Linked DNA regions of Homo sapiens: region 1 is linked to region 2. A link is a contact called in ENCODE POLR2A ChIA-PET data. All regions are on one chromosome and are shown on one strand. Each heading gives the region's core, a stretch centred on a gene start or an enhancer-like site at or near the end of the contact. The rest is flanking DNA. Distances are from core to core; before and after follow the strand shown. Region 1 has its middle 140 kb from the start of NALF2. Region 2 holds the start of EFNB1 (ephrin B1).

What was found. ChIA-PET counts read pairs that join two places held with the same protein, here RNA polymerase II (POLR2A).
Region 1: POLR2A ChIA-PET joins it to region 2 with 16 read pairs in AG04449. The contact joins the enhancer-like site here to the promoter of EFNB1 in region 2. POLR2A ChIA-PET finds 5 or more read pairs at or near these places in 4 of 52 experiments (AG04449, BJ, Panc1 and 1 more).

What each region holds. Positions count from the first base shown.
Region 1 is chrX:69,358,693-69,363,976 of GRCh38, reverse strand. No RefSeq gene overlaps it. Among named protein-coding and RNA genes, the nearest start is that of NALF2, 140 kb to the left of the region's middle. Within about 2 kb of position 2,521, at least 2 of the 41 ENCODE cell types and tissues checked have a DNase peak (open chromatin) inside an H3K27ac peak, as active enhancers do.
Region 2 is chrX:68,824,970-68,830,621 of GRCh38, reverse strand. EFNB1 (ephrin B1) reads right to left here and starts at 1,601. Exons shown (of 5, transcript NM_004429.5): 1 at 718-1,601. The coding sequence starts at 845.

The DNA.
Region 1 (5,284 bases), core at 1,272-3,771, 530 kb before region 2:
TCACACAGGTGAGTAACCTCATTCATGGAGCCAGGCAGTCTCATGACAGGGTCGCCAGAGGATGCCAAGAGACCATCCGCCTCTACTCTTTGAATATCCACAATGTGGCTGTCCAGCCCTTGTTCACACATCTCCAGTAATGGGGCACTCACTATCTCCTTCCTCTCCAATTTCATGCTTGGACAGTTCTTAAGACAATTATTTTTTGGATTAAGCTGAAGAACTCTGTTTCCCTGTGGCTTTTGCCCAGGCATCTCTGCCCCCTGGGGCCCCACAGAAACTGTCTGCTCCCTCTGCTCATGACAGCCTTTCTGAACTTTGAGGACAACGATCCTGTTCCCCTCCCTTCTCTGCTCCAAGCTGTGAAGCTCCAGCTCCTCCACTAGCTCTGCTTGGGACCTGGGCTTCAGGCCATTGCCAGTTCCCCTGTACTGCACTGTGGACTCCACTTCTCCTGTTCTGCCCTACAGACCTCTCCAAGGGATCATCCGAAAGGACCCAGTCCTCTCACACTGGAAAGTCCTTGCCAGCTACCTTGCCTACCAACTTCTAAGTCTATGCAGGGACTGGAACCCATCTGAAACCTACCTTGCCACATGCTGCTGTCCCTGCCTTTCCAAGCAAGGCTGCACTTGGAGCCCATGGACTTGGGGAATGGGAGCTCTTCTTCAGCTTCTGCTTTGGCTCTCCTCAGGCTGGTTCTCTCAAAGTTTTGAGTCCAAGTGAGTCGAGGATGGCAGCTTGCTTCTCCCCTCTGTCCTGACTCATCCATTTTCATACTTCTCACTTCACTAAATGCTCCGTGTCTCATCCCCACACAGCTCCTCTCCCTCCCTCATCAGTGAGAGCGAGGCCCAAAGCTCTCAGTTCTGGGGGCTCCCCCCTTCTCCCCATGAGGTCATTGCAGGCTTGATTGCATCCAGATGGTCTGCCACTGCTGCTCCTGGCCTACAGCCCCGGAGGAGCACCAGCACCCTTTTGGCTTGGCTTTCTGCATGGTCTGGGCCCCAGCTTCCTGCCTTGCCAATCAGAAAGAGGTGGCATCCCCCTCCCAAACTGAAAAGTGTGTCTCATTTCTCCACTTCCTGCTGCCCTAGTGCTGTGATGGATTCTTTTCCATCAGTCGTAATCCCCTCAGCAGTAGATCTCCTTTTGTTGAAACGTCCTGACAGGGCAGGAGAGCAGGGGTTAGAGCAGAAGCAGCAGTAGGCACAAAGGGGCAGACATGGCTTGGAGTTTCCTCAGGACTCCGCAGATCCAGGGACAGGAGAAGGTAGAGCTCGCCAGCACTAAGCCTGAGAGCAACACCAGCCTCTACATCAGGATCCTGGGGGTGGGTGGATGGCATGCCTTGTGTGCTCCTCTGGCCTCCTTGTCCTCCTGTGGCATCAGAAGCTCTCCCATCTCCAAACCCAGGCAGCATGTGGTGAGCAGCTGGCCGGAGGTGTCTGTGGAAAGCTGCGGTCGTGGCTCACAAAAGTCAGGCCTGAAAATGGATTGGCTTTGGTGTACAGCTAAGATAGGTGTGTCTAAGCAGGTGGAGTTCCAGCCCCTGAGGCTGGGCTGCCTTCCCTTCTGCAGACTGTCTCTGAGCAAAAGCTAAAAGGGCTGCAGGAACTGCTAAGCCTGGGGCCAGATGGCCATTCTTTAAAGCTTGCCCCGGACATCTTTGCTGGCTGCCACTACCAGCTTCAGACAACCCGAGCACTCCCTGAAAAGAAAGCCAGGTAGAAAGTATAGGACTCTGGGGCCCAGGGACCCAGGGTGGTTGCTTCTGTAGCTCAGGCAAGGTCCCCAGAAAGCTGCCTGGCTTTCTCCCAACACCAGCACTGTCCTGATAATAATAATGACAAGGACAATGACCGTAAGAGTAAGAAGAAAATATTCTGCCTGATGAAGAGTACAATAAGATACCTATTATGAAATCCATCTTATAGATGAGCAAACTGAGCCTCAGAGAGGAAAGTTACTTGCCACAGAGGTAGCAAGTAGTGAAGGCAAGATTTAGACACAAGTTTTGACTGCAGGAAGCAGTTCCATTTTCAACATTTCCAGCCTCTCAGCATTCACAGCTCTCCTTGCCCCGCTTCCCACTTCCCAATCTTCTTTCTTCTTTCCCCTCCCCTTCCCCTGCTCCTCACACCCATCCCAGTCTCTGCTCCCCTTCCTCCTCCCATCTCCCACCCCTGCCCCCACCCCAGGCTGCACACTAGCCAGCCAGCCAGCGGCCAGCTCACCCACTTGGCTGAAACGTGGAGCTCAGCTGCTCCAGACACACGTTTTTTTTACCAGACCAGATAAGATTTCACCATTGGGGCAGTGAACAATTTATTTCTGAGTCTGCAGTGGGAAAGGGTGGGGGAACCCTAGAATTCAGCCTGCTGAAGCAAAAAGAAGTGAAGAAGCATGTGTCTGTCGTGTGTGTGTGTGTGTGTGTGTGTGTGCGTGCACAGGAGAGTCATGGGTGGGGAGAGGGAAAATCAGACTTCAGACCTCAGGGTAGTGGAAAGCAATGGAAGCTTGGTGGCTCCTCTCCATTCCTGAGCAGAGGAACATGATTAAATAGAGTGGAATGTGGCAGGATTAGGGCAAACACTCTTGGCTGTCCCCACTTTTTCAACTACTGCAGTCCAGCTACCATGCCCATCACTGCTGAAAAATGTTCTTATGAAAGTCACCACTTCTCATCATGAAATCTGCTGGACACTTTTCCTTCCTCATGATATTTGACTTCATAACATTTCACACAGTTGATGACCCCTTCCTTTTGGCACTAATCATTTCCTTGTTTTTTTCTGCCCCTGTGCTCTCCAGGCATCCAATCTCTCTGAGCCATCCTGCTCAGTCTCCTTAACAGACTTTCTTTTGCTCTGCAGATTCCTGAAAATCTCCCCAGACCCTAACCTAAGCCCTCTCCTCTTCCCATGCCATGCTCTTGCTCTGGGCTGGCTCACCCCTTCCCACAGCTTCCCTGGCCATCTCCCACATCTCTAGTTCCACTCCAGACCTGCCTTCTGAGCTCTAGGACCTGCCACTGCCTGACTGCTATCTCAATCAGGATGACCCATGAGCACTTTGGATTCCACATGGCCAACCCGGAACTCATCTTGTCTCCAAACTGTTCCTCCTCTTATGTTTTCCATGCCAATAGCAGGTAGTACCGGCCACCCAACTGTACAAGCCAGAATCTGCCTTGACACCTCCCTTCCTACCATACATACAGCTAATTAACCACCAAACTCTATATCCCACATCCTAAATATGCCATGAAAAGTCCACTCCTCTCCATCTCCACTGCCACCACCCTGGTCCAAAGCTCCATTATTTCTCAACTAGACTTCATCTACAGCCTTCTCACCATTCTCCCTGCTTCTTCTCTTGCCCCTCTGCAATCCAGGACCCATCCAGAGGCCAGATAGGGCCCTCTCTCTTCCCTGCTTAGTAACCTTCAATATCTCCCCAGTAGTCTCAAGATAAAATCCAACCCTCCTCTTTGGCCTAGCCCCAGCCTACCTCTCCAGTTTCATCCCTTGATTTCTCCCACCCACTCTCAACCTGAGTCCTCTACTCTTCCCATGCTATGCTCTTGCTCTAGGCCACCTGGGGCCAAATTGTCACCCCACAGTCTAGACTTCAGCAATACTGGGCTTCTTCCTGTTCCTTTGAGAGTAAGCATCAGCAATTCTGGAACAAGGGTGGGGCCAGACCTGAAGTGGGTGCCAGAGGAGGGGAGTGACCTCCAGATATGGAGAAAGGGTGGCCATGGTGGAGCTGAGCTCAAAAGACCAGACTTCCTAAGTGTCATTGAGGGCCCGCTTATTCCTGAGTCCCATGGTTCTGAGCAGACCAGGAGCTCCAGCTGAGGCCTAAAGGAGGCTGAGAATGTAACTTCCTCTTTTGGGGAAAGAAATTGCAGGACCCAGGGTTTCCTCCAGCTTCCCAGGGGCCAAGAGGATCTTGTTCAAATCCAGCTTCCCAGTATGAGCTGCCACAGAAGTTACAGCCTGAGATTGGAGAGACACAAAAGACACAGGTGGCTCCTTTGTAGAGAGCTGAGGAAAGCAGGCTTCGCCAAGTAGAGCAGACCCTCGGTCAGGAGAGGCTCTGAGGGAGGGGCTGGGGCAGGCGAGGCAGAGACAGAAAGGGAGAAAGGTGGGAAAATAGGAGAGAGAGAAAGAAGAATACAGTGGGACCCAGAGTAAAAGTGAAACAGATGGAGGACTGAGCTAGAGAGACAAAGAAGGGGCAGGGAGGACACAGAGAAAGAGACTCAGGATCGAGGGAAGGAAGAAAAAGACAGAAACAGAGGAGGCAAAAGGGAGATAAATGTGAGGAGGTAAAAATACACAGAGAAAGATAAAGAGAGAATCAAAGTGAAAAATAAACAGAAAGAGGAGAAAGTCAGATGAAGACAAGGATGCAGAAGGAGACAGCAAGAAAGAATGGGAAACAAGAGGGTGCTTGCAAAACCGATGAATTATAATAGAAGGGCTCACGCAGGAAAGATGAATATGTAAATCAATGGAAACCACTGGAAGGATTCCCAGCTTGGACAGCCCCCTACCTAATGCCTGGTCCCGGGCAGCCAGCTCTGCCCAGCCATCCTTGGACAGCTCTGACTGTCAGGAAGTTCTTCCTTATTGTCTAAGTCGGGAGGGCAGGAGTGGACAGGATGGGAGCACAGGGCAAACTAGCTGGGCTAAGTTGAGTTCTGAAAGGTCCAAAGCCAGCCTGGGAGTAAGGAAATTCTGGGGCATGTCAATTTGGGAGAATGAGTGTTACTTCCAGGCAAATAGGAATGTCAGAGGTAGATGCAGAATTGGGATACAGGCCAAAGGTCTAAGGCAGGGTGAGGGGTGGAGAAGAGACAGGGTTAGACAGAGTGGGTTATAGGCAGTGGTTGGGAACAGCCTGGGGGTATGCACAGCTCAGCCTCTACCTTGCATGGGTGGGGTAGGGGCTGCTTTGAGGGATAGCTAAAAAGGGTTGCCTATGCTGAACCCAACACTGCCTACTGGTTGCCTTTGTCCAGTGCTCAGAGCAGCGGGATATGGAGAGTGCTAGATTTGATGTCAAGTGACCTGGCTTTGAAAGGCAGCCCCACCATTTCCTAGTTATGTGGCCTTGGACCTCAGTTTCCTCATCTATAAAATGGGAACAATGCTTTGTGTGATAACAGAGTGAACATACCAGCTGGGGCCTCGTTTAACTGTACTCCTGGGACCATGCAGGGTCCACTTCCTCTGCCTCATGACAGTCTTTCAAAGGGCTGAAGACATAGACT
Region 2 (5,652 bases), core at 352-2,851:
CCCTGACGGGCACTGGTTCGAACCCCCACTACCCAACGACCACTCTCCCACTCCGCCCCTCTCCACCCGCTGCCTTTGTGAGCCTGGGAGCAGCGCCCGCCTTTCTACCGCTCCGGCAGGGAGAAAGGAGGGGCGGGGGGCAAAAAGAGACAGCAAAGCAAAAAGCCAGGGAGGAAAACAGGGAAGAAAGAGAAATGAAAATGGGAGAAGCCCGAGTGGGGATGTTGGCGCTGCCACCCACCCCAAGCGCCGGGTCCCGCTCTGTGTTCCCTCCACAGCTACGCAAACGAGGAACCCGTGTTCTGGCCTCGTCCCTCGCCCGAGTCAAGCTCGCTCCTGGAGCGGCTCTCGGCGAAAATCACCACGTTCCCAGGGGCCCCGGAGGGAGCTGCGTTCTCGCCTCCACTCAGTTCTCCGGTGCGCTCTCGGGCGCCCGGACTCCCCAGCTCCGCCTGTGCGACCACCTCGACTTCATCCAAGACGTGCAGAGGCAGGGGGTGGGAAGCCCGGGGGGTCACAACCCAGCCAAGTGCCCCTACCCCACCCCGCCGCACCCTGCTCCATCCGCCCGCCCGCAGGAAAACACTCGAAAAAGCCGGAGACAAAATGAGGCGCCGCTCCTCCTCCGAAGACCTCCCCACATGCACTCCGGGGCGTGCGGCCTCACCCTGAAGGAGTGCCTCCCACCCCAGCGTCCAGAGGAGATAAGTTACTCACTTGGGGTTGAGGGAGCTCCAGGATACGGGCTCCAGGTTCTTGGCCAGCGGTGTGGCGAGCCGGCACAGCGCCCACACGACCATCGCCACAAGCCACTTGCCGAGCCAACGCTGCCCAGGCCGAGCCATCTTCCCGGGGGCAGACTGCACTTCGGGATCCCTTGGCGCCTCCTCACCAAAGCTCGCCTCGCCTTCCTCTGCCGCGCTGCGCTCGGAGCCGCTCAGGCGCCCATCCTCCGCAGCCGCCGGCCTTGAAGTGCTCCCCTCCCGCCGGCTTCGGTGTCGCTCTTCTCCGCCCGGCCGGCCAGGAGGACTCACTGGGCAGCCGCCCCCAACCCGGGCATGGGCTTCGGCCCCCGAGGGCTCGTTCTCCTGGGCTCTCCGCTGCCGCACGAGGCGCGACGGGGGCTCTGCGCCCCCGGGTGATCCCGCCCGATTCCGCTCGACTTCCCGAGACGCTTCGGGGCTGCGCGCCCTCTCCCCGACGGGGTCTTCCCGCAGAGGTCTCGGTGACCGCCCCGACGCCTCGACCGTCCCGGGATCGCTGTCCCTTGGAAGAAGTGGGGGTTTCCCCACAGCACAAGCTCGGTCCCCGGGCTCCCGACTGGGCCGCCCTGGCACGGGCTCCGTTCCTCCGGGCCACACTGGGACTCCGGGCTACGCGCCCCCGGACAGCTTCTACTTCAGCGCGGGCCCTGCTCAGTGTACTTAGAAGAGCGGGGAGATGCTGCCGAGCGAGCCAGTCCCATTAGTTTGCGCCCCCGAAGCCTCGGCCGGGTAGCCCGGCAGCCTCGCGTCGCCGAGTCCTGGCTCCCGGGCGATCGAGCCCGAGGGTCTGCGGCCAGTGCGAGCCTCACAAACCTCCCACTGCTGTCCAGCTCGCATAGACTCCCTCCGCTGCCGCTGTGCTGTCTACTCCCTTGCTCAGGCGAACGCAAGGCCAACCCTGCTCTCTTAGCCAATAGCAAGCTCAGTGGCGGGGTCCTTGCCCCATACCACGCCCCCAGAGCAGGAAGGGGGCGGGGTTTCAGGGAGCTCTTAAGGACGCCGCGCGCCCGATGGCACCAATCTGAGTGTGCGGCTCGTGCGGTTAGGGTTGGGTCCCTCTCAGTCCTGTTCCCAGAGAGCTCAACCCGTGGGAAGTTGGCACTCTCAAGAGCTGCCGGCCTGCTCTCCTCTCCACGCGTCTGGTCAACACCCCAGCCCACTGACCCTGTCCCAAGTACCCCAGGAAAGTATTTCCATTTTCTTTTTACACACAGGACCCCTGAAGTCCTGCTCTGTGCCCACCTCCGTGTCAAGGACAGCCTGTCTGCTCCTCGTCCAGTCCCACGTAAGGCTTTAGTGGGCTTTCCTCCTCTCGCCCTCAAAATGCACTGTCTGCTTGCACTTGGACCCGGAGTCAGGAACATAAAAGTGAGAACAGTGGGAGGGGGAAACTGGTGAGGGTCCAGTACTTGATTGGGGTTAGAGGTGGGGCGGGGAGCAGGGTGGGGTGTGGTGGGGAGAGAAGGCGTGTTCATCGCCCCTGGGGACCAGGCCTTCGGAATCTCAGCTTTCTGGGGGAGCCTTGTGGGACCTCTGGAGCCAAGATTTAGTCTTGTCCTGTCCGAAGGCGCGGGCAAGGTCCCGGGATAGGCAAGCGGGGATGAGAGGGCACGTCGATAAAGAAAGACACCTCGAGGGCAAAGAGGAAAAAGCACAGGGCATGAGACTTTTGAAAAAGCAAAAGCGGGCATCCTGGACCGGAGAAGCCGGACTCCAGCCTGTCCCGGCCTCGCCATCTGGGTCTTTGTCTCCCAGCCCTGGCCCATTCTTCCCGCCCCGCCTTGCCTCTTTGCTTATAACTTGGCTCGATCCCATAGCTCAGACCTTCCAGGTCCGACCCACTCTCGCTGGTCGGACCCCAGAGGACGTACCCACGTGCTAATGTCTCCCCCTGCTGGACTTCCATAGCACTGCGGGCGCCTGGGATAAACCCGGAGCTTGCCATAGCACAAGACCTGGGACAGGCGTAGCCTTGGCAAAAACCGTCACCCTGTATGGGGAGGAAGGGAAAGAACTAGAAGGATATCTGAGTTTGGGGTAGGCTTAGGGACTGCCAAGAATACAAGGTCTCCCCACTTTTTCTTTATGGAGATAATTAGATGAGCAACATTCCCAAAGTGCTCCACCATTCACACAGTTTCATGTCCATCATCTCGCTTAATAGGTGACTGAGCTACTGCGTTTCTCAGTGGATCCTCTGATGATCTTTGTGGCTGTAGAGGTGGGAATAGCCCAGATTTTGTCTTTTTATTTTCTCCCAAATAGAGGAGAAAATAGGGAAAATCTGGGCCCTTCCCACTTCCAGGGGCAGCCCTTGAGGGTGAAGTGGCTCTGGGTAGGTAGGGAAAGAAGGAGCTGTTTGGGGTCTCTGAGCTCTCAGCTGGACCCTGCATTGGGGTGTAAGGAAGGAGAGATGAGATGAATAGGGTGTAGGGACACACCAGTAGTCTAGCTGGGAGACTGGGATCCCTGGAGTGCATGCTAGGACATCAAAACCTGAATACAGAAAGCAGCCTGCTGCTTACTGAGTGCCTACTATTGTCAAGAACCAAGTTAGATGCTTTTCCTTTCATAACCTTTTGAAATGAGTTTCAGTATCCCCATTTTACCTACAGGGGAAAGTAAGGCTCAGAGAGAAGTGACTCATCTGAGATCACCAAGCTGATCAGTGGTGAAAGCAGGATTTGACTCCTGGGACATCTGTCTCCAAAGCCTGTGGCCATTCCCCTGTACCATACTGGCTCAAATTCCCAGCCAATCCTTGCTTCTTTGCTTCTTTGGTTCATTCCTGGTTAAGGCTGGGTCGTGCATGGACAGCAGCAGCCTGGGGCTGGCCAGGACTCTTCCCTCACTGTCCTTCAAGAGGTTGCCAGGCCTGGAAAGTTCATCTATATTCCTGGCCATAGCCCAGAGTTCTTCTCATCTAAGACCACCACTGCCAACCCTAGAGCCAGCCTTGATTCTTCCTCCCCACAGCCAGCATGCCCGGTGCCCCACAGGAGGAGAGCCCAAGGCCAGGTGGGGGATGGGGAGATGAGGCTATGCGGCCAGTCTTGGGAAACATGGGAAGACAAGCAGTTCCTGAGTGTGCCAGCACCTAATCCCGGTGGGCAGGGTGGCAGAGGAAATGAGAAGAAGACTCTTTATGTCCAGACCTGCTCCACATGCTACTTATCCCTGCTCACAGCACAGCCTTTCTGCCTCAACCTGCCCACACCAGCTACAGGGGCCTCAGGAGCAGAGCTGAGCCTACTCCCTGCCATGGCTAGGCCAGTGATTCCAGGTTCCCACCTCCTGACCCACCCTGGCGGGGCCTCAGATGTAATGATTCAGGCCCCCGAGGTAGGGAAAAATTACTCCCAAGGGAGCCTGAGAGGAAGTCAGGATCTGTGAGCAATGGGGGCCCTCTCATCCAAGCCCTCCCTATACCATTGGCAGTCACTCCCCACCCATTTCTCCCAGGTTACTGTGTCATTACAAACACATCCACGCACGTGCTCACACACACACACACACACACAACTATCAGGTTTCAAGTCCACCAGCATTTCCTGAGCAGTGCCTCTGTGCTGACCTCTGAGCGGGGCCATCCCTGTTGACACAAAGAGCAGCTCCAACAAGCCCTGCCCACAAGGAACACCAAACACTGATACCTGTATGTGGGGGATCCTGGACCCAGAGATGCAGGAGAACATCTGGCAGCTGCAGGAAGCCTCGGGCATCGTGCAGCCCTGGGAGAGCAGAGCTGCTCCTTCTGAGCTCAGCTTCCCACACCCATGAGCAGCAGGGAGGTATAAACTTCAGAGCCACAGAGTTCCCTGCTTATGAACTGTGTCTCCTTGGGCAAGTCAGTTCACCTCTGTGTGCCTCAGTTACTTGTCTGTAACCTAGAGGTCGTCCCTCATTCACAGAGCCGTGGTGACGGGTGAATGAGACAATGCATGTGAAGGGCTTAGTATCATGCCTGGCCCACTGTGGTACTTACTAAATGGAAACTCTTACTCTTCTGCAGAGCCTCCCACAGAGACACTCTCATCCCCAGTCACACACGTTCTCACCTGTTCACACATGCTTTGTGTGGCACATGCACATTTTTTATCTCCTCTCATATTCTCACACACTTGTACATATATGCACACAAACTCTCATTCTTTCTCACCTATCCATTTATTCAGCAGAAGGTGGCAGGACCGGGTACTGTCCTCGTGGAATTTAAAATCTAGCCCCCAGAGTTTCTCATGTTCACTATCATCTACACATGTGTATGAACATGCACACACCTTTCTATTTCTGTGGCCCTTGTCCTTGACTTCTCCCTGCCTGCCTTGCACTCTGAGACACAGAGAGGTGAAATAACTCACCTAAGGCCACCCAGCCAGGAAGTGGAAAAGTCAGGATGTAAACTAGGCCACACTGATATACCAAGGCTGTGGAAAGGAGTGTGTGCCAAGGTGTGGGCCTGGGAAAGCCAGCAGGCCCAGCCAGAGCTAACAGTTAGAAAAGCAGACTGAAGAGTCAGGGAGCAAGGATCCTAACTTGAGGTCCAAGGCATTGCCAACTGGGACAACCCAGTGGGGCTAGCAACCCTCTCTCTTGTCTGCAGTCATCTCTAGCCTGCCCCATGCCTCCTATTTTCCTCCTAGAAGACCTACTACCTGTACCTGCACATCTCACATACACTGGCACCTATTCCCTACAAGGAGAGGGAGAGCTACCATTTATTAAACACCTACTGTATGCCAGGCAGTGTGGCTGGGTGCTTTCACCTGGTGCTCTATTATGTTTGTTTAATCTTCACAACATCCCTGAGGTTGATATTGATAGACCTGTTTTAGAGATGAGAAAACTAAGGCTCCAGGCTCAATCTGGCTGCATCCTCTGCTCCACC